2 separate regions of the Homo sapiens genome follow, and region 2 is linked to region 1. A link is an interaction called in ENCODE POLR2A ChIA-PET data of the cell type or tissue named here. Cell type or tissue: K562. All regions are shown on one strand. Each heading gives the region's core, and the rest is flanking DNA. Links, peaks and the distances in the headings are about the cores only. Region 1 overlaps JMJD1C (jumonji domain containing 1C). Region 2 overlaps JMJD1C (jumonji domain containing 1C).

Region 1 (15,899 bases), core at 6,913-11,912:
GTTACCTGGGTATAACTATGTTGCTGAAGTTTGGGGTATGAATTATCTCATCACCCAGGTACTGAGCATAGTACCCAACAGTTTTCAACCCTTGTCCCTCTCCTACCTCCCCCATCTAGCAGTCCCTAGTGTGTACTGCTGCCATCTTTATGTCCATGAGTACCAGATATTTAGCTCTTACTTGTAAGTAAGAACATGCAGTATTTGGTTCTCTCTTTTTGTGTTAATTTGTTTAGGGTAACTTTTCATCTATTGTAACATTCCTTCTGCCATAAGAACCTTAACATTTCTTGCAGTTCATGTCTGCTAATGATGAATCCACTCAGTTTTTATTTGCCTGGAAGTTTTTTTCTCTTCACTTTTGAAGGTTATACTTGCTGTAAGAAATTCTGGCCGGGTGCAGTGGCTCATGCCTATAATCCCAGCACTTTGGGAGGCCGAGGCAGCGGGCGGGTCACAAGGTCAGGAGATTGAGATCATCCTGGCCAACATGGTGAAACCCTGTCTCTACTAAAAATACAAAACTTAGATTGGCATGGTGGCATGCACCTGTAGTCCCAGCTACTTGGGAGGCTGAGGAAGGGGAATCACTTGAACCCACGAGGCAGAGGTTGCAGTGACCCAAGATTGCGCCACTGCACTCCAGCCTGGGGACAGAGTGAGACACCGTCTCAAAAAAAAAAAAAAAACACCACGAAAAAAAAAAAGAAGAAATTCTAATGGCTGGGTATGGTGGTTCATGCCTGTAATACAAGCACTTTGGGAGGCTGAGATGGACAGAGTACATGAGCCCAGGAGTTCAAAATAAGCCCTGGCAAAATAGTGAGACCCCTGTCTCCTTAAAAAATAAAAAAATTAGCCAGGCATGATGGTGCACACCTGTAGAGTTCCATCTACTTGGGAGGGTAATGTGGGAGGATCACTTGAGGCTGAGACTATGAAGCTGCAGTGAGCTATGGTTGCACCACTGCACTCCAGCCTGGGCTATAGAGCAAGATCCTGTCTCAAAAGCAAACACGCAAACAAAAATTTGTTGTTTTCATTTAGCACTTCAAACATGTCATTCCACTGCATTTGGCTTGAAAATTTTTTGATTAGTTAGAAGTACGCAGTAATTTTCATATCTGTTTTTCCGAAAGTAATGTGCCTTGATTCATTGGCTGCTTTTGGCATTTTATACTTGTCACTGCTTTTGAGGCATTTGGTTATGATGTGGCTTCTTACGTGTTTTTTGGTTTGTTTTGTGTGTACTTCTCTTGCTTGTAATTTTCTTTTATTCTGTATATAATATTCATACTTTCTGAGACAGAGTTTCGCTCCTCTCCAGGCTGGAGTGCAATGGCATGATCCCTGCTCACTGCAACTTCCGCCTCCTGTGTTCAAGCGATTCTCCTGCCTCAGCCTCCCAAGTAGCTGAGATCCCAGGTGCCCACCATGATGCCCAGTTAATTTTTTTATTTTTAGTAGAGATGGGGTTTCACCATGTTGGCCAAGTTGGTCTTGAACTCCTGACCTCAGGTGATCCGCCCACCTCGGCCTCCCAAAGTGCTGGGATCACAGGCGTGAGCCACCACAGCTGGCCAATATTCATACATTTTTATGTAGTAATGTGGTATTCTGCTACATGCATAGAATTGTATTGATCAAGTTAAGGTATTTAGAGTATCCACCACCTTGAGTATTTATCTTTTTGTTTGTTTGTTTTTTGAGATGGAGTCTTGCTCTGTTGCCCAGGCTGGAGCCCACTGGCAGGATCTTGGCTTGGCTCACTGCAACATCCACCCCCTGGGTTAGAGCAATTCTCATGTCTCAGCCTCCCGAGTAGGTGGGATTACAGGCGCATGCCACTATGGCTGGCTAATTTTTGTATTTTTAGAAGAGACGGGGTTTTGCCATGTTGGCCAGGCTGGTTTTGAATTCCTGACCTCAAGTGATCCACCTACCTCAGCCTCCCAAAAGTGCTGGGATTACAGGCATGAGACACCATGCCCAGTCAGCATTTATCATTTCTATGTGCTAGGAACATTTAAGTCTTCTCTTCTATTTTGAAATATAAAACGCTGGATATGGTGGCTCATGCCTGTAATCCCAGCACTTTGGGAGGCCGAGGTGGGCAGATCCACGAGGTCAGAAGATTGAGACCACTCTGGCCAACATGATGAAACCCCGTTTCTACTAAAAATACAAAATTTAGCTTGGCACAGTGGCGTGTGCCTGTAATCCCAGCTACTTGGGAGGCTGAGGCAGGAGAATCACTTGACTTATTAACTATAGTCATCCTGCTCTGCCATAGAACATTGGAACTTATTTCTTCTATTTGAATGTATGTCTCTACTGATTAATCAACTTCTCTCATCCTCCTAAGCCTACTACACACACACACACACAATCATTCCCATTGTTTGCAATTCTTTAAGATTCTTGACTCTGCATGTTTATAATGTTCTTGCAAATATGAAAACATTTCGTACATTATTTAATCAAATATTTTCACTGGCTGCCTCCTTGTCCTTGCACCCTCCTCCAACACCAGAATGCCAATGGTGCATACATAAATATTTGATATCATTCCAAAGGCCACTGAAATTCTATTCAGTGTGCCCCGTCGCCCCCCATCCCATCTATTCTATCTGTGCTTCATTTTGCATTGTTTCTATTGCTACATTAAAGGTCACTGATCTTTTTTCTTTTCTTTTCGAGACAGGGCCTTGCTCTGTCAACCAGGCTGGAATGCAGTGGCACGATCACGGCTCACTGCCACTCCAACCTCCAAGGCTCAAGTGATCCTCCTGCCTCAGCAGCCTCCCAAGTAGCTGAGAGTATAGCCATGCACCACCACGCTCGTTTTGTTTTGTTTTTGGAGACAGGGTCTGGCTCTATCACCCAGGCTGGAGTGCAGCGGTGCCATCTCGACTCACTACAACCTCTGCCTCAAGTTCAGGTAATTCTGGCATCTCAGGCTCCCAAGTAGCTGGGAATTACAGGTGCCTGCCAACACGCCCAGCTAATTTTTGTTAATTTTTAACTTTTTTGTAGAGATGGTGTCTCCTTATGTTGCCCAGGCTAGTCTTGAACTCCTAGACTCGAGGAATCCTCCTATCCTGGCCTCCCAAAGTGTTGGCATTACATGTTGGGATTACAAGTGTCAGCCACCACCCCCAGCTTGATCTTTTCTTTTCCCATGTCTAATATCTTGAAATCACCATCCAGTGATTTCATTTGTGTTGTTCACCTCTAAATGTTCATTTGAGTCTTTTTTATATTTTACATTTCTCTTATGTTAATGTTTTACTTTAAATCCTTGAGTATACTGAGTATATTATAATCATGCCCTTTTCTGCCATTTCCTTCATTCTGTCATTATTGCATCTGTTTCTGTTGTTTGCTCCTTTAAATATTCTGTTACTGGTCCAAAAATATACGAACTGATAATAACATGTCCAGAACTCTTACGTAAGTTCAACATTCCTGGGACATCAATACTTGTGATTTTCTAAACAAACTGGAATTTAAAAAAAAAAAGTTTCTTTGGCATAGATAATTTGAGAAGTACTGACCTAGACTTTTAGGTTCAGGGTTAATATGGACATATTTTCTCTATACTTTGGTTAGCTTCACTAACCAATGTATTTCATCATCTTCACTTCATTTATCTCTTTCAACGTTTCCTTAAATGGGTCTGCTCATTTCAGTGCCTCATCTAAACTTATTTTTAATATTAAGGTTTGAAAAACCTTCTGGTATCTGTATTCTTGATAAAAATTTTTATTATGGCTTTAATATCTGAATGACAACTTGGTGGGATTTAAAATCTAGGTTCTCTTCAAACCTTAAAAAATGCTCCCAGCACTCTGGGAGGCCAAGGTGGGCGGATCACAAGGCCAGGAGATCGACACCATCCTGACTAACATGGTGAAACACCGTCTCTACTAAAAATACAAAAAATTAGCCGGGTGTGGTGGTGGCCTGTAGTCCCAGCTACTCGGGAGGCTGAGGCAGGAGAATGGCGTGAACCCCGGAGGCGGAGCTTGCAGTGTGCTGAGACTGCGCCACTGCACTCCAGCCTGGGCGACAGAGCGAGACTCCATCTAAAAAAAAAAAAAAAAAAAAAAAGCTAATACATTTTCTGCTTACATTCAAGAGTTACTGCTGAAAAAGTGTGATGCCAATCTAATTCTTCTTCATTTGTTTGTGACTTTTTTTTTTCCCTCATCTCTGCAAGTCTTTAGCATTTTCTTTATCTCTGGCAGTCTTATATTTTAACTTTAACGTATGTTGTGTTTCTTTCTTCTCTCTTGACTCTGAACTCCTTTTAATCTGAAATTTCTCACCTCTCTCTTTTCTCTCTCACTTTAATTCTAGAAAACTATCCCTTTTATCCCTTTAAGTATTTATTCTCCACTTAAAAAAAATTATCTCCCTTCTTAGATTCCTATCTTCTGGATGTCAATACCTTTATTTCTGTATTTGATAGCTGTCAATTTTTCTTTTATATTTGCTATTTCCTTGTCCTTTTATCCCCGTGAAATATTCTCTTTAATCTTCCAATTAACAATTTTGTTCTTCAAATAGATCAATTCTGTTATTCATCTTTTTGTTTGTTTGCTTGTTTTCTCCACGACAGAGTCTCGCTCTGTTGCCCAGGCTGGAATGCAGTGGTGCTATCTTGGCTCACTGCAACCTCCACCTCCAGGTTCAAGCAATTCTCCTGCCTCAGCCTCCTGGGTAGCTGGGATTACAGGCACATGCCACCACACCCAGCTAATTTTTTTGTAGTTTTAGTAGAGACAGGGTTTCACCATGTTGGCCAGGCTGGTTTCAAACTCCTGACCTCAGGTGATCCACCCGCCTCAGCCTCCCAAAGCGCTTGGATTACAGGCATTAGCCACCATGCCTGACTCAACTAATTGTTATATTTTTAGTAGAGATGGTGTTTCACCATGTTGGCCAGGCTGGTCTTGAACTCCTGGCTTCAAGTGATTCGCCTACCTCAGCTTTCCAAAGTGCTGGGATTACAGGAGTGAACCACCATGCCCAGCATATCTTACATTTTGTATTATGTTTTTGATATTGAGTAATTTTTTCTTTTAGATTTTATTTCATATTATCTTCCTCTAATATTTTTAATACATTTATTAGGATAATTTTATATTCATCATTTGTCTAATCTAGTATTTCTACTACTAATGGCATCTGTAATCCAGTATATTATTTTTCTTTCCTTTGAATGTTTTATTTGGTCTGTGTGCTCATTTTCTTCTAGGAAAATACATTTAAGCAATGTATATAGACGATGTCAGCCCACAATCACTGTCAGCCCCATTGAGCTCAAGACATACAGGTGGAAAATACCTAAGGTGGAATATTCCAGGCAGCAGAAAACTACAATCTCTCATCTTTTCTCAAAACAATTCCTTGGGAAAGTAGCTTCACTATTTTTTCACATGTTAAAGCATCTAAATGGAGACTCTTCTTCGACTATTGTGATAACATGAAATATATATTTGTTTTTTGTCTCCATTTCCTGACATACAGCTTCTAAAATCCTTGTAGATACAGGCACTAGGAGAATCTTTTGTTCTAATATTTGTCCTTTGACTCCTGGTTCCTGACACCGAGCTCCTAAATCCCTAGGAATTTCCTAGGTGACAGAAGACTCTTTTGTTCTAATGAGGCAATCTTGGTGGGCTTCTAGATAGCCCCAGGATGGTGCTTGTTACCAAGGGAACCAACCATGTGTTTAGAGAGTTGGAAAGTTCATAGCCCCACCCCAGACCTCCAGGGAGAGGAGAGGGGCTGAATTGAGTTGATCAACAATGGCCAATTATATAATCAATGATGCCTATGTAATGAAGTCTCCATAAAACCCCCTAAAAATAGAGTTTGAATGAGGTTCCAGACTGGTGTACAAGAACACATCCACGTGCCAGGTGGGTGGCACACACAAACTCCACAGGGATGAAAGTTCCTGTTCTCTGGACCCTTCCAGATCCCATCCCATGTATCTTCATCTGGCTATTCATTTGTATCCTTTAAAATATTCTTTGTAATAAATCGGTAAACATAATAAGTAAAGTGTTTCTCTGACCTTTGTGAATTGCTCTAGCAAACTAATTGAACATGAGAAGGAGCTGGTCTATAGCTGATCAGTGAATTTTATAGCTGCTCAGTCAGAAGTATAGGTGACAACCTACTACTTGCGATTGTCATCTGAAGTGGGAGGCAGTCTTGTGAGATTGAGTCCTCAATCAGTGGGATCTGACGCTAGCTGTAGGTAGACAGCGTGAAAAAATAATTCAGTTGGAGGATATCCAGCTCATGTCTGCTGGAGATCTGCTAGGTGTGTAAGAAAATACCCCAACACATCTGGTGTCAGAAGTGTTGTGTTGAGTCGACAGTGGAAAAAACAATTTGGTTTGGTTTTTCCTGCATCTCTTACCAACTATAGCGTATTAGCACTGAGAACTGTCTGGGTAAGAGGTAGGGAAGCAAAAGTTCATTTTTTAAATCCACTCAGAAGGAAAGGGCCTCTGCACTATCCTGAATTGACTCCTCAAAATATCAAAGGTCTGATACTTTACAAGTGTACGCGAGTTAGGCACCTTTGCTTCAAAGGCGTGAAGAGCTTCAATAGTTCCTTTCCTATTTTTTCTTCTGATAGCCAAGAGGATGCCCTCTCTCTTGACCTGGGACAAAGCTTCTCTATTCCACACACCAGTTCAAAACAGCCTTTCTTCCACCAACCTAGGGGATTTCTCACCATTTGCTCAGAACATTTAGTTTTCCCTTCTAACTGCTGAAGCTGACCTTGGGTGAGGAAGCCAAAAGTCACACTTCTTGAATGTCTTTTAAGGAATCTAAACCAGTTCATTCATTGTAATGATGAAATATCTTCTCATCTGAGTATATTAAGAGGATTTTCCCCCAAAGCTTTCAAAACAGTTCCTTGTATTTTCCTGGCTATTCTTTTTTTCCTACATGTTTATTCTCTCTCATGTTGGGAAAGCTCTTTTCAAATGTTGCACATGCCTTGGTTATCAATTTACATAAAAGAGAAAAGAATATTATTAAAATGAGTGGATGTCAGTTTACTGAGGATCTCACCTAAGGACTCTAAATTTTCAGAATTTTTTTCCTCTGGAAAATTCAGATTTCTACAAAGACAAAATCCCCCTCTAAACTCTTAGTTAAAAGGTATATGCCAACCTGCAGTATATTATGAGCGCAAGAGATGGAAAGTGACTTAGGTGGAAGGGACTCAGTACGATGATTTTAAAGCTGCTAAATTGTAAAATACAAAATGCAAGAAATTAAGATAGAATAGGGTTTAACTTTTTACACTTATTTGAATTGTTAAAAAATTTTCTGGCCAGGCACGGTGGCTCACACCTGTACTCCCAGCACTTTGGGAGGCCGAAGAGGGAGAATCACAAGGTCTGGAGTTCAAGACCAGCCTGACCAACATGGTGAAACCCCGTCTCTACTAAAAATACAAAAATTAGTGGCGCGCTCCTGTAGTCCCAGCTACTAGGGAGGCTGAGGCAGGAGAACTGCTTGAACCTGGAAGGCAGAGGTTGCAGTGAGCCAAGATCGCACCACTGGACTCCAGCCTGGGCAACAGAGTGAGATTCCATCTCAAAAAAAAAAAAAAAAAAAAACTTTTTTTTTTTTCCTAAGTTTGTCAAGGCACAGTTGAGGAAAGAACAGAATCTATATCAAATGTTAATATTAATGTAATTAATATATATTGATGTATATTAACAATTGTTTACGTATCTAGTCATAAATACAGAGGCAGAGCTGGGAAAAGTATTTAATATATATAAAAATTTAACATATACATACATAGATCTATATATGAAAATTAGATAATGTTGAACAAAAAGTAGAGAAGAGAGAAAAGGAAAGAACTGCCGCCTTGGGCAAGACCAAAGCAGCACTGGGTAAGAGTATGCGAGACAGTAAAGTCAACAAAGCTGTAATGACAGCTATGATGGACAGGTAGTGCTAAAGCTGAAACACAAGGAAAAGCCTGTTGGCCACAACAAATTAATTAAGCCTAGAAACAACAGTGGTGCCGGGTACAGTGGCTCACACTTGTAATCCTAACACTTCTGGGAGGCCAAGGCAGACAGATCACTTGAGGTCAGGAGTTTGAGTCCATCCTGGCCAACATGGTGAAATCCCACCTCTACTAAAAATACAAAAACTAGGCTTGGTGGCACGCACCTGGAATCCCAGCAACTCGGGAGGGTGAGGCAGAAGAATCACTTGAACCCAGGAGGCTGAGGTTGCAGTGAGCCAAGATCGCGCCACTGTACTCCACCCTGGGTGACAGAGCAAGACTGTTTCAAAAAAAGAAAGGGGGGAAAGAAACAGCACTGGTATTTTCTGAAGCACAAGTTATAAAACAATGTTATCCATTCAAAAACCAGAAGTCATACTGATAAGAGCACAATAAGGCCAGGTACATAAAACTAAAAAAATTCAAGGCATACTTAGATGTGATATAAAATGAGATGGCTAGTACAATGGCCTGCGGGGGCCATCTTGTGCATTCTCTCAATCTTCAAATGTCTTTGTATTAGAGTTCTCCACAAAAACAGGACCAATAGAGTGTGAGCATATTTGTGTGTGTTTCTCTGTGTGTTTGCATATGTGTGTGTGTATACATATATATATATAGGCTCATTATCTCATATGATTATGAAAGCCAAAATCCCATGATCTGCAGCCCACAAGCTGGAGAAACAGGAAAGCCAGTGGTGTGTCTTGGTTCAAGTCTGAAAAATGAAGAACCAGGAGCACCCACATCTGAAAGCAGGAGACAAGGATGTTCCAGCTCAGAAAGAGCCAATTCATCCTTCGTCTGCCTTTTTTTTTTTTTTTTTCTATGTGGGCCCCCAAAGGATGGACAATATCTGCCCAAATGGATAAGGGTGGTCCTTCCCTACTCAGTCTACTAGCTCAAATGCTAATCTCTTCGGAAACACCCTCACAGACACAGTCAGAAATAATATCTTACCAGGATCTGGGTATCCTGTGGCCCAGTCATGCTTACAACATAAAATGAACCATCACAGTCCTCAACCAACACTATCTCGTATATCCTTAAAACAGAGAAACCAAGGTTCAGAAAAGTTACCTACTGTCACAAAAGTAAGTAAACAGCTAAACCAAAAATCAAACTCGTGTCTATCTAAATCAAGAGATCAAACACAAATGCCAACTAAGATTCTGTGGAGGAGATAATAGTACAAAGTTAGGCCCTTGCTCCAAGAAAGTTCCTGCAGACGGAGATCAGATTTATACACATCAAACAATACAAACCCTGTATTATTCTATATTGACTACAACTTATAAACAAAGAAGCCTAGAGGAAAGAAAGATTCAGAATTAAACAGATTCCTTCATTCAATGAATGCTTCTTAAGAACTTGATATGTGACAAGCACTGGTAACCACAAAGTCAAAGCAGTGTGTTAACAAAACTCCTACCTATAGAGCTCATAATCCTGTGTGAGTGTAGAAATGGCAATAAACAAGTAAACGTGTATGTCAGATGGTGATAAGTGATTTAGAGAAAAATAAGCATTTTCGGGAAGAAAAGAGGTTCCAGGGTGGTGGTTTATACTGGGTAGTCACTGCATGTAAGTCTAATCAGAAAACATTTAATAGAAAAGACAGAACTTGAACTAGGCTTTCAGCTAGATTTTGAGTTAAATTGTAAATTGCTGGAGTCATGAAATCCTTAGCTTGCTTCATACAAACCAAACATACATTTTTACTGTCAGCTGGCTATCTACCTAAAGCCATCATAGGTGGCCTTTATTCTCATAAAATGACAAAGATATATATAGTCTAATTCTTAATATTACAAACTCAGATATCTGATTTTGTAAGCATACTGAGACTAGATGTCCTATTAGGGACAAACTTAGTAATCAAGCTCATAGCTACTGATATATAAACCAGAATGCAAATTTATTACTTTAAAATGATAATTATTAGCTGTTAATTAGTGTAGAAAGCATGGGGATTAACAAATAATACAAACTTTTCCTTAGGAAAGCTAAATCAAAATATTACTTGATAAACACAAATGACGTAAAACAGGGGAATAATAAGCCCAAGAATACTAGAATAGGGTTTCTTCTACCTCAGTGTTTTGGTTTTTTGTTTTGTTTTGTTTTGAGACAAGAGTTTGGCTCTGTCACCCAGGATGGAGTGCTGTGAGGAGATCACAGCTCACTGCAGCCTCAATCTCCGCGCTCAATCAATTTTTATCCAGTTCACCCTCTGGAGTAGCTGAGACCACAGGCACACACCACCCACCCAGCTAATTCCTCCGACAGTGTTTAAATAAGCAATGTCAATTTCTGGCTCTTTGGACCTCTCTTTTCTGTATCTAGAGCCTAAAAAGAACTTTCTTCTTTCCTTCTAAACTCAAAAAAGGAGTAAATACAACTGATTAGATATCTAATTACTAAATTCAATTACATTTTGGTGCCGTCTCTCAAATTCCTTAAGTATGTACTTGACATCCAGTTAACTTATAATATAACTGATAAACAGTTAATTTACCCAAAAATATTTCATTTATTCTGGACACAGTTAAACATAATCCTTCTTAGAATAAACTATAAATCTCAGTGAACTACCTTATTTCCAACTTTTTAGGGATCATATACTTGTTTCCATATCCCTCCAATGTCTTAATGCATATATTCTATGTAGATCAACATACTTATATTTATTCCATTTACATATTAACTGCTAAATCCATCATAGCACAGTTGTTTTTGAATTATAAAAAATTATTTTAAATGACAACAGCAATATAATGAAGACAAAGATGCATATGTGAGCATAATATATTTTAGTACAACTAAGAACATCTTTCACGTAATGAAGTATCCACATAGAGGAACAATGAGCAACATGAATAGGTGACAAATAAGAAATGACATTTGTAATTGACGGGGAAGCGTAACAATTTCTGAGAAGTGTAATAACACAGTGAAAGCCGTGTTTAAAGATGATAAAATGGCCAGACGCGGTGGCTCACGCCTGTAATCCCAGCACTTTGGAAGGCCGAGACAGGCGGATCATTTGAGGTCAAGAGTTCAAGACCAGCCCGACCAACATGGTGAAACCCTGTCTCTACTCAAAATACACTGTACTCCAGCTGGGAGACAGAGCGCAATTCCATCTCAAAAATAAATAAATAAATAAATAAATAAATAAATAAATAAATAAATAAAGATAATAAAATATGGTAACAATTTATTACAATGGCAAGAAATCAGTAATGTTATAAGATACTGCCTATAAAGCCTAACATGAAACACTGAAGGTCCACATCAGACTGGTGGAGGCGGAGAGGTGGACAGACATTGGACACTGACACATTACTTAAAATACCAGGAGCTGGGCCAGGCACAGTGGCTCACGCGTGTAATCCCAGCACTTTGGGAGGCCGAGGCAGGCAGATTACCTGAGGTCAGGAGTTCGAGACCAGCCTGACCAACATGGCGAAACCTGGTCTCTACTAAAAATACAAAATCAGCCTAGCGTGGTGGTGGGTGCCTATAATCTCAGCTAATCGGGATGCTGAGGCAGGAGAATTGCTTGAACCCAGGAAGCAGAGGTTGCAGTGAGCCGAGATCGTGCCATTGCACTCCAGCCTGGGCAACAAGAGTGAAACTCTGTCTCAAAACAAAAAACAAACAAAACCAGGGGCTGGGCATGGTGGCTCATGCCTGTAATCCCAGCAGTTTGGGAGACCGAGACAGGAAGATTGCTTGAGTCCAGGAGATTGAGATTAGCCTAGGCAACACAGTGAGACCCCATCTCTACAAAAAATACAAAAATTAGCCCGGTGTGGTGGCATCCACCTGTAGTCCCAGCTACCGAGGAGGCTGAGGTAGGAGAATCGCTTGAGCCCAGGAGGCTGATGCTACAGTGAGCTGTGAATGCACCACTGTACTCCAGCGTGAGCCACAGACTGAGACCTCGCCTCAAAAAAACTAAAACAAAAAACAGGACAGCCTACAATCTGAAAAGGGGCAAGTGTTATGAGAACACAATAATAATAATATCTGGGGCTTAAAAATACGTTTCTATGTAAACATGCTTCACCTTCATTCCAATACTTTGCTTCATCAATGTAAATAAGCCTACACAACTGTGGTTTTATCTGCTGAAATTCAATTTCTAAAAGGGTGAAACAAATAGAGAAAGTTACTTCATTGCCATTATATGTATATTTCCCCCACCCCCAAGTAAAAGCCTTTTAGTGCTGGCAGAAGAATAAATTTGGGCTAGATATACACCTTCCAGTTACAACTAAGGAAGAAGCTCACAAAAGGTAAATGGACTTCCTAAAGCACAAAGTTACGAGAAGATGTAGTGGAAGAATCCAAGTTTCAGATTTTCATTCTGCTGTCAATGCACTTTCAACTAAATTGCTTTTTAAGGATACTGTATCAAGGGTACACAGAAAAAATTTTTTTTTTTTTGAGATGGAGTTTCGCTCTTGTTCCCCAGGCTGGAGGGCAATGGCGCAATCTTGGCTCACTGCAACCTCCACCTCCCAGATTCAAGCGATTCTCCTGCCTCAGCCTCCCGAGTAGCTAGGATTACAGACATGCACCACCACGCCCAGCTAATTTTGTATTTTTTTAGTAGAGACGGGGTTTTTCCATGTTGGTCAGGCTGGTCTTGAACTCCTGACCTCAGGTGATCCACTTGCCTCAGCCTCCCAAAGTACTGGGATTACAGGTGTGAGCCACCATGCCCGGCTGAAATTTTTTAGAAAAGTAGTAAGGCTAGGCGCAGTGGCTCACGCCTGCAATCCCAACACTTTGGGAGGCCAAGCCAGGCGGATCACCTGAGGTCGGGAGTTTGAGGCCAGCCTGGCCAACATGGCAAAACTCCACCTCTACTAAAAATACAAAAATTAGCCAGGCATGGTGGCAAATGCCTGTAATCCCAGCTACTTTGGAGGCTGAGGCAGGAGAATCATTTGAACCCCGAAGTTGGAGGTTACAGTAAGCCGAGATTGTGCCACTGTACTTCAGCCTGAGCAACTAAAGCAAAACTCCATCTCAAAGAAAAAAAAAAAGAAAGAAAAGAAATATATAAAAATGCTATCCAATTTAGCTTGTCACATATATAAAAAATTTGAGAGGATTAGGGGAAAAAGCTGGCAATATGTTGATAACCTTTGATTTTGCATATACTTAAAAAAGAGCTCCCACTGCAAATTCATTACGAATTGAAATACACACATTTCATAAATGAGGTGAATAACATTATATTTATAGACATGTGATGTTTTGTCTGTATTTCCAGTTTTACTGGTGAGCACTTTATCATGGCTGTTTCATATCAGAAGTAATTTTCTGTTCAAACAACTGAAATTTGCAACATACACATACATAAATGCATAAATATGGGAACAACTTTCATCTGAAACTAAATGTTCTCCCTTTTAGACTGTGTATTTTGAGGGTGTACAGACATGTTTTTACATCTTTGTATTCCAACTTAAATACCTGGAACATACTATAATAAATAGCTAATAAGTAGAATTACACAAAAATGTCTAACTCAGTTTAATATGTACTTTAACTTTGCTAAAAAGAGGGCTGTTTTAATTTATTTGGGACATTTATTCTAGTTACTTTTATTAGTAAGTAAATGTACGTTATATTTTAATTGTATTTCACAAGATCTAGGATTACACTATCATTTCCACAGTGGCAGTGGAACTTGTGAAAACACTGTATTCACGCACTGGAAATTATCTTCACTATTAACAGTAAAAAACTGGCCAGGTGCCCTGGTTCATGCCTATAATCCCAGCACTTTGAAAGGCTGAGGTGGGAGAACTGCTTGAGCCCAGGAGTTCAAGACCAGCCTGGGCAACATGGTAAAACCCCGTTTCTACAAAAAATACAAAAATTAGCCAGGCTTGGTGGCATGCGCCTATAATCCCAGCTACTCAGGAGACTGAGGTGGGAGAATGGCTTGAGCCTGGGAGGTTGAAACTGTAGTAAGCCATGATCGAGCCACTGAACTCCAGCCTAGGCAACAGGGAGACCTTATTTCAAAAAAAAAAAAGAAAGAAAGAAAGAAAGAAAAAAGGAAATTAAAGACTAGCATTCATCTTCTCAAAAATTCCTAAAAGGTATTTTGCAGACTGTGAATAAATTTTGTTACTCATTTGTGTGATAGGATAAGCTAGCAACAGGGCCTGAACAATTATTCAGAAACTTGGGTGAATAAACAAAACTATCTCCATCAATTGAAAAAAAAAAAAAAAGGATATGAACTGAAAAAGTCAACTGCGGGGCCAACACAAAAACACTAAAAAAAAAAAAGAAAAAATCTTGTCAGCAACAATACACTAACTTGACAAATACATAAAAACAAATCCACATATGTATATACAAATGGTCTCTGACTTAGAATGGTTCAACTCAGAATTTTTTGACTTTCTGACATTGCAAAAGCAATACACATTCAGTAGAAATCATACTTTGAATTCTAATATTTTCCCAAGCTAGTGATACACCGTTGATACTCTCTTTCAATGTGGGTTAGCAGCAGTAAGCCACAGCTCCCCGTCAGCCACACTATTACAAAGGGTAAACAACAGAAATTCTATAGTTTATTGTGTTGCCTGATGATTTTGCCCAACTATAGGGTAAGTGTCCTGAGCATGTTTTTTTGTTTTGCTTTGTTTTTTGAGACGGAGTCTCGCTCTGTCGCCCAGGCTGGATGCAGTGGTACAATCTAGGCTCACTGCAACCTCCGCCTCCTGGGTTCAAGAGATTCTCGTGTCTCAGCCTCCCGAGTAGCTGGGACTACAGGCATGCGCCACCACGCCCGGCTAATTTTTTATATTTTTAGTAGAGATGGGGTTTCACCATGTTGGCCAGGCTGGTCTCGAACTCCTGACCTCAGGTGATCCACCTGCCCTGACCTCCCAAAGTGCTGGGACTACAGGCGTGAGCCACCACACCCGGCCCTAAGCACGTTTAAAGGTAGGCTACACTAAGCTATGATGTTTGGTAGGTTAAGTGTACTAAATGCATTTTCAATTTAGAATATTTTCACAACTTACAATGGTTTTTAGAATTTAACATAAGTCAAAGAACATCTGTACATGCTTAGTAAGAGAACACATGTAAATAATTCTATTTATGTAAAAGAAGAAAATGGTATCTTTCTAGTTTACCATAATGCTTTACCATTCATGTTCTACTTTTCTAAAAAAATGAAAGTATTATATATTCATGATTTTAAATTTTATTAGAATCCAAAGGTTTATTACATATAAAGAGGCAATGGCAAAAAAGGGAGAGAATCAAAGACAGTAAGAATATATCTACACTTTCTTCCTCTTAATGTTCACATATTTAAAATATTGAAGTTCCTACTCTCCTATTATCATTTTTTCTTTCTCTTCTTAGGATTATTTCTATTGTTTAGCCTACCTATATCTCATTTGTTCTGAAGATACTTCTACCAGATGTTAATGATCCACCCCCTTTTCACAGATAATATTCTAAAATCAAAAGTTAAAACCATTTCTTCTTTAACAGTCCTCCTCTTTGTATTTCTGAAATTTGGCTTCATCTTCAATGCTCCACTAAAATGCCCAGAATAACACAGCACTTACTCCAAAAGACTTATTGTTCTTATTTTTCCTTTCTAAAATAATTTTAGAATCTAATCATCTCACATCTCTGATATAAACTGTTCAAGGTAGGCATTCCTCTAAGGCTCTGCACAGTCGATTACTCTATGACCTGTATACTCCCCACCTACTTACTTGACTTCATTATCTTCAAGTATCAATTTCATTTTGAATTCCAAATTCATAGTAAT
Region 2 (15,899 bases), core at 3,600-8,599, 99 kb before region 1:
ACAAAGACATTCAACAACAGTTCATGCCATATTGTCTCACTTTCCATTCAATTTCCAAAAAGCTTGTATTTACAATACATGATTTTACTGACAGAAATGGAAATTGCTAAAAATCGTCAAACCCCACTGGTTTGAAGGTCACACGTTGTAACATACTAAACAAAGGAAACAAAAGACTAGTAATTTCTGAAAAAGGTGCACTGAAATAGGCCACTTTTACCAGATACGAAGAACATTCTTCAAAGGAAATCAATTGTGGCTGTGGGCAACCCTCTACTGCAAACAATGCTTCCTTCTCCAGGAAAGACACACCTAAAGAATTCCATAATATGCAGTTTTCTGTCAACAAAACACCTGTGTAGCTGTAATTTCATGACAGGCATTCAGTTCAAATAAAGTTAATACACTTGTGAAATTATCAACTTTCTATCAAAATTATTATCACTCTGCTATTATTTTCCTGGATGTATATAACTCAAAATATTGGACTGGGCCTTCTATTTATATTGCACACAATTGAATAACCAAAAACAAATATGATAAGTTGCCTAGATCCAAAAAAATTTAATGCATAACTTCAAAATAGTTACCTTGCATAAAAATCTCCTGAACCTTTTGTTCCTTTACCCAGACTTTCACTTCCTCATGAAGCTGCGGGTTGTCCCTGAGAACTGGGTTTAGGCTGTCTATGTCGTCCTAGAATTATAGATTAAAAGAAAGGTCCATGTTACGCTCTCCTACCATTAATGTTACCGACTTTCCCTCCTATACGTTCTAAGGACTGAATAAAATTCCTTTGATCTAAATGTATGCAAAAACACAAATTCATGAGTTATAGTTCATTGGCAATTGTGTAACAAAAGAGCATAAGAAATTAATCTGTGGTAAGATTTGACCTTTGACAACAATGTCCTAAAGTCAAAATTTGAAATTAATGTGTTTTCTAACTTTTAAAGTATAGCCTTATTCAAGTCATCTTTTTAAGGGATTCACTATTGGAAGCAATATACAAATGAAATAACATCAGGTCATTTAAAGGTGTTGGCAAAAGAACTGAGGTGAACATTTGAATGACAATAGATACATACACAGATGACTTACTGACCTTCCCATAATACTTAACCTCTAGACTTTGAAACTACTTTTATTCTGTCCTGATTTAAATGTCATCAAATTCAGTTCTACTCACAGTCATCTGACCAGTAATTTTGCTGCTAAAAATTTTATTTCTTGAAACTAGCGCCAAAGCATCCAGACAATTAAAATTACATTATTGATGGTATTACTCTCATAACAGGCTGGATCTAGACATAGAAACAACCAATTCTCTCTCATTGGAGATGTGAATCATACAGTCACGTGATTTCCCACAATTTGCTGGTCTCCCACTGGACTCTGATATTCTGTTCTCTCTCTCTCTCTCTCAAAGTACCTCTGCTGCTCCTGCATTTGAGATCAGCTGCAGGGACACTAGAGTAGCTGAGAAGAATAACAAACCAGCACTGTCAAATGGCAACTATTTTTAAAGTGGACAGGCAGGGCCGGGCGCGGTGGCTCACGCCTGTAATCCCAGCACTTTGGGAGGCTGAGGTGGGTGGATCACAAGGTCAGGAGATCGAGACCATCCTGGCTAACATGGTGAAACCCCATCTCTACTAAAAATACAAAAAAATATTAGCTGGGTGTGGTGGTGGGAGCCTGTAGTCCCAGCTACTGAGGATGCTGAGGCAGGAGAATGGTGTGAACCGGAAGGTGGCACTTGCAATGGGCCGAGATCACACCACTGCACTCCAGCCTGGGCGACAGTGAGACTCCGTCTTAAAAAAAAAAAAAAAGTGGACAGGCAGATCATGGAAACCCGTGAATAGAAAAGAGCTAAACTAAGTGAACTATATCTGATGAATAAAAAACAATTTGGCAACTTTGAAAAGCCAAAAGGTAGCTGAAGTGTAAAAAATAAAAAAGGACCCCTAATCAAGTAGGTCATACTTCACTCTTCTCCAAAGTCTATCCAGGTAAAGTGTTTCCTTCTCATACTGCTTTTTAAGGCACTACTCTGTATTTTTAGAATAGTATTGTGGTAAATATTCTATCTGATATGTACTTAAACATAGTGAAAGCCAACAGGCCAAAGTAAGGGCCTTTAAATTAATTATGTTCCTTGGAAAATACATAGAAGTACTGCTTTACAGCAGAAGAAAATACCAGAATGAAAAACTGTCATACAAATAAGTAGGCAAAATCTGTCATTTTGGGAGAAAGAAATGGGCATTAACATGTCTTTCTTTACTTTGCAAAGAAACTTTCTAGCAATCTCTTTTCTCTGCACCCCCTCAATAATACAGTACACACTTAGAAAGTCCTATCAGACTCTAACCCCCTTAATGCACACCAGCTGACAGTCTAGTCGATAACAAACAGAACATAGGAAACTTTTTGTTTTTGTTTTTTGAGACGGAGTTTTGCTCTTGTTGCCCAGGCTGGAGTGCAATGGCACGATCTCGGCTTACTGCAACCTCCACCTCCCAGGTTCAAGCAATTCTCCTGTCTCAGCCTCCTGAGTAGCTGGGGTTACAGGAGCATGCCATCATGCCTGGCTAATTTTTGTATTTTTAGTAGAGATGGGGTTTCATCATATTGGTTAGGCTGGTCTCAAACTCCTGACCTCAGGTGATCCACCTGCCTCAACCTCCCAAAGTGTTGGTATTACAGGCGTGAGCCACCACATCTGGCCCATAGAAAACTATTTTACAAGGAAAACCATTACTATTTTCAGATATCTCTGACAGCAAGTTCTTTTAAAATTTTTCTCACTTTAAAACTTCCTTACATAGCACTTCCGCCAGGGAGGTCCCCCATCTGCAGTCATGAGTCATTTCAAGTTTATCGATATTGTTATCAACTTGACTGACACCATGTTCAGAGGAATTTATAGGGGGGTTCAAAAGCATCAAGATGATTTACAGGATGTAACAGGGAGAGCTGTCGAGATTGGTGTTAAAAAGTTTATGATTACAGGTGGAAATCTACAAGACAGTAAAGATGCACTGCATTTGGCACAAACAAATCATATGTTTTTCAGTACAGCTGGATGTCATCCTACAAGATGTGGTAAATTTGAAAAGAATAACCCTGATCTTTACTTAAAGGAGTTGCTAAATCTTGATGAAAACAATAAAGGGAAAGTTGTGGCAGTAGGAGAATGTGGACTTGATTTTGACTGACTGCACTTTTGTCCCAAAGATACTCAACTCAAATACTGTGAAAAACAGTTTGAACTGTCAGAACAAACAAAATTACCAATGTTTCTTCATTGTCGAAACTCACATGCTGAATTTTTGGACATAATTAAAAGAAATAGAGATCGGTGTGTAGAGGGAGTGGTGCATTCATTTGATGGTACCAAAGAAGCAGCAGCTGCTTTGATTGACTTGGATCTTTATATAGGATTTAATGGTTGCTCACTGAAAACTGAAACTAATTTGGAAGTTTTGAAGTCAATTCCTAGTGAAAAATTAATGATTGAGACAGATGCACCTTGGTGTGGAGTCAAAAGTACACATGCTGGATCAAAATATATAAAAACTGCATTTCCTACCAAAAAGAAGTGGGAAAGTGGGCACTGCTTAAAAGACAGAAATGAACCCTGCCATATAATTCAAATATTGGAGATAATGTCAGCAGTGAGAGACGAGGATCCACTGGAATCAGCCAATACACTATATAACAATACTATTAAAGTATTTTTTCCTGGAATATAATTGGTATATGTCTTCCACTTTCCATCATGTATGTAAAATTTCATAGTAAAACTTACCGATAGTTTCAGTAAAGAAATTATCTGCAAAAAAAAAAAACCCAAACAAACAAAAACTTCCATACATAACCATCCATATACCTTTTCCATAATATAGGGAATTATAAACTGTTTTTTCTGTGCTGTTTTTTTTTTTTTTTTTCTGAGACACAGTCTCACTCTCCCAGCCCGTAGTGTACTGGGCACGATCTTGACTCACTGGAATCTTCGCCTCCCAAGTTCAAGCGATTCTCCTGCCTCAGCTTCCTGAGTAGCTGGGATTACAGGCGCATACCACCATGCACAACTAATTTTTGTATTTTTAGTAGAGACGGGGTTTCACCATGTTGACCAGGCTGGTCTCAAACTCCTGGACTCAAGCGATCTGCCCACCTTGGCTTCCCAAAGTGCAGGGATTACAGGCATGAGCCATCACGCCTGGCTATAAACTGTTTTAAAGAAGCATTGCCAACACCGTGCAGACAAGTACACCTTATAAAACCAGTTGACTGTGTTGGAATTTTACAACTTATAACTCATTTATTTATATCTTATTTATTCAACAGGTTAAAATAATGGGCTATAAAACCAGTTGCCTATGTTTAAATTTTATAAGTTATAACTACTAGGATATATAATCTATTTCTTCAACATTTATTTATAAATATTTTTTGTTTTGTTTTGTTTTGAGATGGAGTCTCACTCTGTCGCCCAGGCCGGAGTGCAGTGGTGCAATCTCGGTTCACTGCAACCTCCACCTCCCGGGTTCAAGAGATTCTCCTGCCTCAGCCTCCTGAGTACCTGGGATTACAGGTGCCCACCACCAAGCCCGGCTAATTTTTGTATTTTTAGTAGAGACGGGGTTTCGCCATGTTGGTCAGGCTGGTCTCAAACTCCTGACCTCTTGATCCGCCTGCGTCCGCCTCCCAATGGGATTACAGGCATGAGCCTCCGAGCCCAGCCTTATAAATATTTTTTCAACAGGTTAAAATAATGGGCTCTATTTCCAAGATCATTAAACAATATACAAATATTTTTCCAACAATAAACCATTAATTATCTAGCGGAAATAGCATACCATTAAAAACTGTTAAATTGAGTCCCTTTACTGATAATGACTTTATGTAGGTTCAAACTCTGGTCTCTCAATCTCCTCATCTATAAAGCAGAGTTACTAATATTTCCCTCTTTTTCTATCTTAATAAATGTTTTAATAAGATTTTTTCTTATGTACAAAAATTAGCTTTCTTAAAATATCTAATTCTGATTTATGACATTTGAGTGCTGAATGATGTGAACTACCTGGTTAATTAAAACCCACAAAAAGTATCCCAATGCACTGCCTGATTTATGACAGGCATTGTTGTTGAATTCCTCCCCCTCGTCTACATATAGTACTTTGTAAGTTACAGGGATTTCTGTTACATCATCATTCCCATTTTAAAGAGGATTATTAAAGGTTAAATGAGCAAATCTTGAAACAAAGCCAAATAGGTTTTTTATATATATATTTACTGACTTGAATAATTTTGTAAAGGTGCTAAATGTTAGACAGAAGTCAACAAGGCTGACTTACAGATAAGAGAAATTAAGGGTCTGGAATTAAAAACTAGCTATGAATATCCACTATCTTTCACAGAATTTAAAAGGTCTTCAGCTGTGCCTTGAGCTCGTGTGAGATTAAAAATCCACTTAATGGGCCGGGTGCGATGGCTCACACTTATAATCCCAGCACTTTGGGAGGCCGAGGTGGGTGGATCACGAGGTCAGGAGTTCGAGACCATCCTGGCCAACATGGTGAAACCCCATCTCTACTAAAAATACAAAACCTAGCTGGGTGTGGTGGTGGGCGCCTGTAATCCCAGCTACCAGGGAGGCTGAGGCAGGAGAATCGCTTGAACCCAGGAGGCAGAGGTTGCAGTGAGCCGAGATTGCACCACTGCACTCCAGCCTAGAGACAGAGCGAGACTCTGTCTCGAAAAAAAAAGAAAAAAATCCACTTAATGGCACAGTCTTCACATTTCACACTTTAAAGACAGTAACTATAAGTAGTTACCTATATATAGTTCTTATCTTGAATAACTAATACCTATTAATTTTTCAAAAACAAGTCACCTAAGCTAATTGAAGAGACAGGACCCTCTATGAACCTCTCCTCCTATGTAAACTGTATCCTATTTGAGCTACTAGTTATAACCTCCAGCAAACGACAAATGGAAAAAAATCAGTTCACTAAGCATCTGCTTTATTAGAAATGTATACAGAACACAGAAAAAGTTCAAAAAACATCTTAAATGAGGTTTGGGGGTACATCAGTCACTTGTGTGTTGTTCCTCCTCTTGCAAAGATAGACATGAACTCTAATTGAACATTAGTGAGACACCTTAATGTACTGATACACAAAAATAGCTACCATAAGGCCAGGCGCGGTGGCTCACACCTATAATCCCAGCACTTTGGGAGGCCGAGGCAGGTGGATCACCTGAGATTAGGGGTTCGACCTGGCCAACATGGTGAAACCCCGTCTCTACTAAAAATACAAAAATTAGCCAGGTGTAGTGACACACGCTTGTGAATCCCAGCTACTGGGGAGGCTGAGGCTGGAGAATCACTTGAACCCGGGAGGTAGAGGATGCAGTGAGCTGAGATGGCGCCATTGCACTCCAGCCCGGGCAGCAAGAGCGAGACTGCATCTCCAAAAAAAAAAAAAAAGCTAACCTAAAGGTGCATTTACTATGGCAGACACTATGCTGGGTACTTTCCATACAGTATCAATTGTAACAACTTTGTGAGCTGATATACACAGTATGTTCAGAGAGGTTCATGGTTACAAGCAGGAAGTGACAGAGCTGTTATCTGAACTTAGTTCTGTGACTTCCAGGGCTCAGGTTCTTCTCCCCCACCCCCCCCTTCCCTCCACATACACTCTCTCTCATTAGCACAATCAAAAGAAATGAAAGTTTACTATTATTGCCTTTTAAAATTTGACACATTTCTTTATATGTAAGGGGTAAAAGGCAACATTATCTTATAAACTGAGGCTGACTCAAAAGCAAAGAACAACGGGTGGAAGATACCTTTCTATAAACTTCTAACACTGGTTATGTGACATTCCACATATAGAAATAGTCAAATACTCATCAAAGAGAGGAGACTTAGGGTGGCAAACTCATGCAATCTTATAATCAGAAAGTGTAAAAGAGAAGAAACCTCACTTTGGTGATGTACCTTAGTCATGATCTACAAATACCCAAATGCTGTTTTTTTCTAGGTTAACACTGTGCTGAATGACTGCTTGGATGATCAAAATAAAGGTATTTTTTCACGTGTACAGGAGGGGATAATGGGGCCGGGTGCGGTGGCTCACACCTATAATCCCAGCACTTCAGGAGGCCAAGGTGGGAGGATCCCTTGAGTCCAGGAGTTCGAGACCAGCCTGAGCAACATGGCGAGATGCCATTGCTACAAAAAATTTAAATATCAGCCAGGCATGGTGGGGTGCGCACCTGTAGTCCCAACTACTCGGGAGGCTGAGATGGGAGGATCACTTGAGCCCAGGAATTCAAGGCAGCAATAAGCTATAATCGTGCCACTGTACTTCAGCCTGGGCGACAAAGCACAACCCTGTTTCAAAAAAAAAAAAAAAAAAAAAGAGAGAGAGAAGGACATGATGGAGTAAAAGGCTGAAATCAGGCCGGGTGTGGTGGCTCATGCCTGTAATCCCAGCACTTTGGGAAGCCGAGGTGGGTGGATCACCTGAGGTCATGAGTTCAAGACCAGCCTGACCAACATGGTGAAACCAAACCTCATCTCTACTAAAAAATACAAAAAAAATGTATTTAGGTGTAGTGGTGCGCATCTATAATCCCAGCTACTCGGGAGGCTGAGGCAGGAGAATCCCTTGAACCTGGGAGGCAGAAGTTGCAGTGAGCCTAGATTGTGCCACTGCACTCCAGTCTGGGTGGCAGAGTGAGACTCTCAAAGAAAAGGTTAAAATCAGGCTGGAATGTGTATTTTGACAGTAAGACTACTGTACTAACATAATTTTAGGTGATTATGTACTTTCTACTTAATTCGAAAGAAAAAAATAACCATCTAGGTAATATAAAACATAAGCTCAGAACACTAAAATATTCAGATATGCCTAGTTAGGTTTAATGACACCAGTATTATGAAAATGTTAAAAATATACACAACTCATTTCCTAAGATAATAAGGTAGAGTGCTCCTTGCCAGTTCAAGAAATATATTATTTATGTCACACATAGTCTCATTTGACTGCTGACAAAAAACCAACAAAGGGTGGTTAGTTTCTAAGTGACAGAGAAGACTGGCTTAATAACGTAACAGATTTGCTCAAAAGTCTCAACTGATGTCTAGAGTAGCACTTTCATTTTAGGATAAAAGAAATATCACAAAACTGCAGCAGTTTCTCCTCCTTTGGACAATTTCTGATAGATAATGACTGAATGCTCACTTTCAAATTGATACTGATATGTGTGGCTTATTAATGGAATGATTTTCCCCTCTGCTATAAAACCCTTGACCTTTGTGGTAACATCCAGTGTGCTTTCTTAAATTCCATTCCATGACATAAATTTCTCCATAAAAACCATCTTTGATAGTATAAGAGTTACCATAAAAGCAATTATTTTGTATCCTGAACATCAGATTAGGTGATTGAACATGTTTTGCCATACCAGTTTCGCCAGTCATAAATTCATGGTTTAGCAAAACTACAAATAGTTGCTTGTTCTTAGATCCCTGAGATTGCTGGCAACAGTTTTAAAACGTGAATGTTAAGTCCACAAGAGTGACATTAATTTTTACCACACCACATCTTTTTAACTTATACAAGAATCCATTTTGCTAATAAGGATTTGCTGGGACAAGAAATATATAAAGTTTGAAAGTTGCTACAGGGGTGCTCAAAAAGCAAAGCTGTCTATACCACCTGCAGTTAACTAAATGAAGGTACCGCTGAAGGCTTCCATGTATTTTCATGAATTATAATAAGGGCTAGCAAACATTTTTTGTAAATGGCCAGAAAGTTAATATATTAGGCTTTATGGGCCATACCAGTTGTCACAACTACTCAACCCTGCTGTTACAGCAGAAAAGTAGCTAAAAAAATACCATAAAAATACATAAATGAATGAGCATGGCTATGTTCCAATAAATGTTTCTATATTAGCATTCTATGAAATTTGAATTTCATAGAATGTTTAGGTGTTATGACATATTCTTCTTTTTGAGTTTTTTTCAACTGTTTAAAAATCTAAAAGTAACTGGACACAGTGGCTTGTACCTCTAATCCTAGCTACTCAGGAGGCTGAGGTGGGAGGATCCCTTATGCCCAGAAGTTCAAAGCTACAGTGAGGTATGATCACTGTAGTCACTGTACTCCACCCTGGGTGACAGAGGGAGATCCTGTCTCTAAAAAAATTAAAAAGGAAAAGATAAAAACAAGAAGCAGGCTGGATTAGCTTGTAGGTACAGTTTGCCTTTTCCTAATTAAAAACAACAAAACAGAACAACCAGTATGAAGCAAGATTAAAAACTTCTACATCAATGTATCAAATACAATTTTAAATATACTAATGCAATTTGATCTAACTGACTGCAAACTCTTATTTCCACAAATGCTTGAAATATATACAATCAGGAGCACAGGAAATTAAATCAATACCAAATCCTTTTCACCAGTAAAGACAAAAATATCTTAAGGTAAATACATTATTTAAACTTTCACAAGTAAATGAGTTTCCCTGATTTATTCTGGACAATGCTTAGCCTTCCAAATATAACAATATACTTGATTTTAATGTACATAATTTAGGAAAAATTATCTAATTTGCAAGATAAGATTTCCTCCATTAGGTCAATGACTATTACATTCAGAGATTGGAATCATCATCTTCTCTGGGCTCTCAAGTAAAGTAAAAATGAGAATATGCATTAAAAAGTAAGAGATATTATAAAGATAGTCTACCTGATTTATTAAGGACACGATAGATTAATCTCTTAAGCTCTCTATGTAGGTGTGTGTGTGTCTGAGTACATATAAATATAAATAAATACTTTTTTAAAAAAAAGGAAACATATTAAAAGATTTCACATAATTAAAAGCAAGGGGTAATTAAGTCTCCGTATACAAAATTTCATCATTTGATTAGCTGTGGTTAATTCAGACGTCTAGAATCCAGACTATCATTTAAACTAAAGCAATAAAATGTCTATCTTTCCAAAACGTAATTATACATAAAGATTCGGATGGGGCTACTCTGGGCACACTGCCTACAGGGTAGCCCTGCTCCATGAGCAGCAGTTTAAAAAAAAACAAACAAAAAAACAGATTAAGATGGTAGGAAGAAATAGGACAACAATTTATACTATCCATGTAATTATTTTCTCATTCATACAATCAAGAAGATAATATAAAATATGCTTAGTCTTTCTAAATTATTTACATTCTGCAACTAGATGAGACAAATTTAGTTTCTGAATAGAATTGATGAAAGGAGTAAATATAATAAAACTCTATTTTCATTTATTGTAACTGGAAATAGTCTAGAAATGGAAGTGACATTCAGAAAATCAGAATGATGTTTAGATTTATTTTTTTATTGGCTAAAAAAGGATTGTTGTACCAGGGGAAAACAGCAAACACCAACATTTTAATCTGTTATAATTATTACATTTTTGCATTCCAATAATATTCTTTGCATTCGAGTTTTATTTTTATTTAGAAACAAAACAAAGTGATGAATGACTGTGATCCCACACTGATCTAAAGAAAGCAATTTCAGTAAAAGGCTATTTTAAAAAACCCAAAATAGGTTTAGGTTTTTTTCCTAAAAATTAACATACTGGTAAGCATATTCATCAGATATGGAGGCCTAAGTGGAATTGGTAACTTGAAGTGAACCTTAAAGACAATGTCTAGCATGTCCACGGGCAAATCATTAAATTTGGCATTAAGTCTGTCTACACATAAAATGAAAATAAGCTGGGTGCAGTGGCTCATGCCTATAATCCCAGCACTTTGGGAGGCTGAGGTGGGCAGATCACCTGAGATCAGGAGTTCGAGACCAGCCTGGCCAACATGGTGAACCCTGTCTCTATTACAAATACAAGAATTAGTCGAGCATGGTGGCGCTTGCCTGTAATCCCAGCTACTCAGGAGGCTGAGGCAGGAGAATCCGTTGAACCTGGGAGGCAGAGGCTGCAGTGAGCTGAGATCAAGCCACTGCACTCCAGCCTGGGCAACAGAGCAAAGACTCTGTTTCGAAAAAATTCCACCACTTCTTTACCCTGCACTTTTTACAAGTTTTGAATACCATTCATTTTCACAGCATCAACATTTAATCATAAGAATTTAAGAAACATATTAACTTGTATAATATGCAGAAGGCTCCACAAACATAAGAGCTAAATGTTTTGTCCATTTCATAAAATGGTAACTGTAAATACAATTGGAGCTTTAAGTTGCATTCACAATGGTAGTTACTTAAACCCTGGCTCTATTAAAATTACAAAAACTTAGCTGGGTGTGGTGGCACACACTTGTAATCCCAGCTACTTGAGAGGCTGAGGCATGAGAATCACTTGAACCCAGCAAGCAGAAATTGCAGTGAGACAAGATCATGTTACTGTACTCCAGCCTAGGTGACAGAGTGAGACTGTCCCCCCCCCCAAAAAAAATAAATAAAAAATAAAATTTGACCACCACATATTGCCACAAAATTGTCTCCAAATGCTAGTGGGAGAAAGGAGGCTTTCTACCACACAAGGTTAATGCAATGTTATTTCAAAATATTTCTAACATAATTCTGAGTCTGTATTGTCAATTTTGGTGATGTGATTCTGTACAACACATAATATAATAAAATCTAAAAATTACCAGATTTATCATCATTGTTAAGTTTTTAAGTTGTAAGCAGAATTTTAAATTATTATAACTTTTAAGGAACCTCTTGATTCTCTGTATACATTCCAAACATGAATATTTTAGAGCCAAGCACTTGGGACACTATTTACACACCAACACTCCCCCCTCAAGAAAAAACCTTAAACTATGCAAGCAAGATCTTAATGCACACAAATCAGAATTAAGCTGGTAGTACAGGATTCACTCAACTGTGATCCTAAATTTCTGTGATTACTTTGATTTTCTAAATAAGATGGGAAAACTGTCAGTTTAGAGAACAGAACTGACTTCAACGGCAATTAAGCCCAGCTTTTTACAAAGCAAGCTTTAGAAGCAATGACTTACTGCAATTAGCCTGGTGGCCTTAAGAATTTCCTGCCAAACACAATCAAAAACACTGATTAGTTATAGAAATCAATGAGCAAGCCCGAGATCTGTATGGAATCAAATGGTGGCAGGGCCTATACAGGAACTGCAAGTATATAAAACAAGGAAATAGGCCGGGCACAGTGGCTCATGCCTGTAATTCCAGCACTTTGGGAGGCCACGGCGGGCAGATCACTTGAAGTCAGGAGTTCGAGATCAGCCTGAGCAACATGGTGAAACTCCGTCTCTACTAAAAACACATAAATTAGTTGAACATGGTGGCACACACCTGTAATCCTAGCTACTCAGGAGGCTGAGACAGGAGAATCGCTTGAATCCAGAAGGCGGAGGTTGTGGTGCACCAATATTGTGCCATTGTATTCCAGCCTAGGCGACAGAGCGAGACTCCGTCTAAAAAAATATAAAATAAAATAAAACAAGAAAATAGACTATCTCCTTTACTCTTTTTTTCCTCTAGACAGAGTCTCGCTCTTGTCACTCAGGCTGGAGTGCAATGGTGTGATCACAGCTCACTGCAGCCTCCGTCTCCTGGGTTCAAGCAATTCTCCTGCCTCAGCCTCCTGAGTAGCTGGGATTACAGGCACTGCCACCATGCCCAGCTAATTTTTTGTATTTTTAGTAGAGATGAGGTTTCACCATGTTGGCCAGGCTGGTCTTGAATTCCTGACCTCATGTGATCCACCTGCCTCGGCCTCCCAAAGTGTTGGAATTACAGGCGTGAGCCACAGCACCCGGTCTCCTTTACCCTTAAGGGCTTATTTTCATACTGCTTCTTCTAAAGTTTTTTTTTTGTCATAGTCTTAACAATCATCTTCTCAATATATTACTATAATGTGAAGTCATCCCCTTTCTGGAACACGTTCATCTTTTCAAAGTTGTCCTGATTAAAAAACCACTGATCTTTTAAAATTGTTTAAAAGTTTCAGAAAAGAAATTTTATTAAGCCCATGAATGTTAAAAATTTTTTAAAACTGCATCTGGTCCTTTACAATGACAACATAATTTACTTTTATCTATGAAAAGAAATGAAAAATGTAAAACTGATACTGGTTAATAATTCATTTCAGAGAGAATGAGTATAGCTAAAACCTGCAGCTTGATCCAAGAATATTAACTGTTATGAAGGAAAAAAATTCCATAGTCCTAAGAAATCTACCTAGAAGTTTGCTGTTGCTATAAGCAACCCACTGTTATATATCCAGATATTTCAGGGATCTCTCCTTGGAACATCCATTTGGCATTGCTTGCAACTACTTATATCATTAATTACTAAGGAGGAAATGATAAAGTTTAAGAGAAGTATATGTCATGAGAAATTATGAAATGGTAAAAGGGTTCTGAATTTTAAAGTCTCAAGATTTTAACATTTTATGTACAAAGTTCTATGATGTTTCTATGGACTCATGATTTTTCAAATTAAAATATGATTACATGAAATAACATTCCTGTGTCATTTTCATTATTTGGTATATATAAATTCACCATTAAATTAATTTCAAAGTTCATTTTCTGTTTACTTTTAAATTTTTCCTCTGTTCAAATTTTTAGCAAACCACAATTCTTGGGAACTCAAATGTTACTGCAAACTTCATTTAAAGTGAAAAAGAAAACTACAATGCTGTCTAATTCCACTGAATATTTTAAGTTATTCTCTCTCAGTTAATTTTGACATTCTGATCTAGAAAAGTGACTCTGACCTGAAGGCTTTCACAAAAATTATCAATACAAAAACAAACAAGCAAACACACTACAATTTAATGGAATCTCAAGGCTGAAAAGGTTGCCACAATTTTAGTTAATCCTTTATAGTTAAAAATGTGTCCAATTAACCTGCATAGTCTAAAATATGCTCAACTGAGCACCACTGTTTTCAAACTCTTCACAGCATATTAATAACCTGATTTACTTCTTAAGCATATTTCCCTAAGGATAAAAGAGTATAGTCATTTTAACTCTTAGAAAAGCACTGTCTGTAACATTAGCACTGATAAAATTAGACTTAAAAAAAAATTTTAAACTTCATGTCTAACAACACCCAAAAAAACAAATCTCAAATTATAATCACATTAAAACACACCAGGCAAACAAAACAGAATTAATGACAAATACAAGGGTATTTTAATATAATTGTTTTCATTATATTCGTCAGAATTTATGTCCTGGAATTAAAATATCCCCCAAATGAAATCTACTTAAGCAATGGGATACAGCCTTAAAAATATTTTATCTTGGCTCAAATGATCACAAACAGAACCATAAAAACATTCCTTTTACTTTTCCAACTAGAAAGATTTTATATATATATGTATCTCCATATATACATATTATATATATATATATATCCACACACGCGCGTGCACACACACACACACACACACACACACCACCACCAGGATATATAACAGATATTACCAGTAATTTCTTTAGCTGAGTTATGAATAATCTACTTTGCTATGCTTTTATGTATTTTTCTGGAAGTTTTTTATTTTGCAATGACCATGTTTTGCTTTTATAATGAGAAAAAGAAACATTTAAGATGAAAAAGACTGATGCCAACAATTTATTCACAGTAATACTAATTTCCTTTGTTACAAAGTTTCAACAAAAAATGCAATATAATCTGACAGTTAAATATGATAAGCATACTCCATAGAAACCTAGCTAATTTAGAAATTTTGTTGGTAATGATAACAGAGTAAAATGAAAATACTCTTTGCATTCTTTTAAATACTCACATTAAAAGGTGGACTTAATCACTTGAGATCCAGAGTTACGAGAAGTCTAGCATGGGTAACATGACAGACTCTTGTTTAGAGTCTCTTGAAAACAAACAAAATGTAATCACAGCACTTTGGGAGGCTGAGGCAGGTGAAACGCTGAGCCCAGAGTTTGAGACCAGCCTGGGCAACATGGCGAGACCCTGTTTCTACAAGAAATACAAAAATTAGGCAGGTGTTATGGTGCATGCCTGTAGTCCCAGCTACTTGAGAGGCTGAAGTGGGAGGATTGCTTGAGCATGGGAGGTAGAGGCTGCAGTGAGCCACGATCGCACCACTGCACTCCAGCCTCATCAACAGAGAGAAACCTCCTCTTAAAAAAAAAAAAAAAAAAAAAAAAAAAACACCAAAAACAAAAACCTTCCCTATCCTATAAAAAAAAACCTTTTAATATGTTAATACTTAAATTTTTAGATTTGCTAAAAATATCGTTAAAGGCCTATAAAAAGAACGAGTTATTTAATGCAATATTAAGCTGGGCATGGTGGTTCACGCTTGTAATCCTAGCACTTTGGGAGGCCAAGGCGGGAGGATCACTTGAGGTCAGGAGTTCAAGACTAACCTAGGAAACATAGTGAGACCCTGTCTCTATTTAAAATAATAATAATAAAATAAAAAATAACAATGCTATTCTATTAGTACGACATTGATTGTACCAGGTATTACTCAAATGAAATTCTTATAAAACCTTTGCTAGTCATAAAAATAAAAATTTAATTCTGTAATACATTTTTTATGAACTAAGTCATAAAATTCAAATTTAACTTAGCTAGAGGGCATACATTTTCTTTACTTAACAGATGTGGTATACAGAAACATATCACATAGTATGTATCTGATGATTAATGTTCTAGGAAAAAAACAGTAATACAACATACACATTTAAGAAACAGACTTGTAACTTAGAAAGCACCAGGTAAAATAAATTTTGTATTTATTTTAAAAACTTGATGCAGCGTTTCAGATACTGTGCTAGAAGACTAAATGCCTTATTCTATAAGTATTTTGC

What was found. ChIA-PET counts read pairs that join two places held together with the same protein. Peaks named below come from ENCODE experiments on the same cell type or tissue, not always from the same donor. Only the 100,000 strongest peaks of a DNase experiment are listed, where the experiment ranks them.
Region 2: POLR2A ChIA-PET joins it to region 1 with 6 read pairs; 3 of 35 experiments call an interaction of 5 or more read pairs at or near these places.

What each region holds. Positions count from the first base shown.
Region 1 is chr10:63,315,166-63,331,064 of GRCh38, forward strand. The region is part of intron 2 of JMJD1C (jumonji domain containing 1C); the gene reads right to left. Among named protein-coding and RNA genes, the nearest start is that of MIR1296, 50 kb to the right of the region's middle. In K562, for the core only: no CTCF peak of the experiment used is centred there; a DNase peak (open chromatin) is centred at 8,946.
Region 2 is chr10:63,219,288-63,235,186 of GRCh38, forward strand. It overlaps JMJD1C (jumonji domain containing 1C), which reads right to left. Exons shown (of 26, transcript NM_032776.3): 4 at 591-696. It also overlaps the pseudogene TATDN1P1. Among named protein-coding and RNA genes, the nearest start is that of NRBF2, 94 kb to the left of the region's middle. In K562, for the core only: no CTCF peak of the experiment used is centred there; a DNase peak (open chromatin) is centred at 6,674.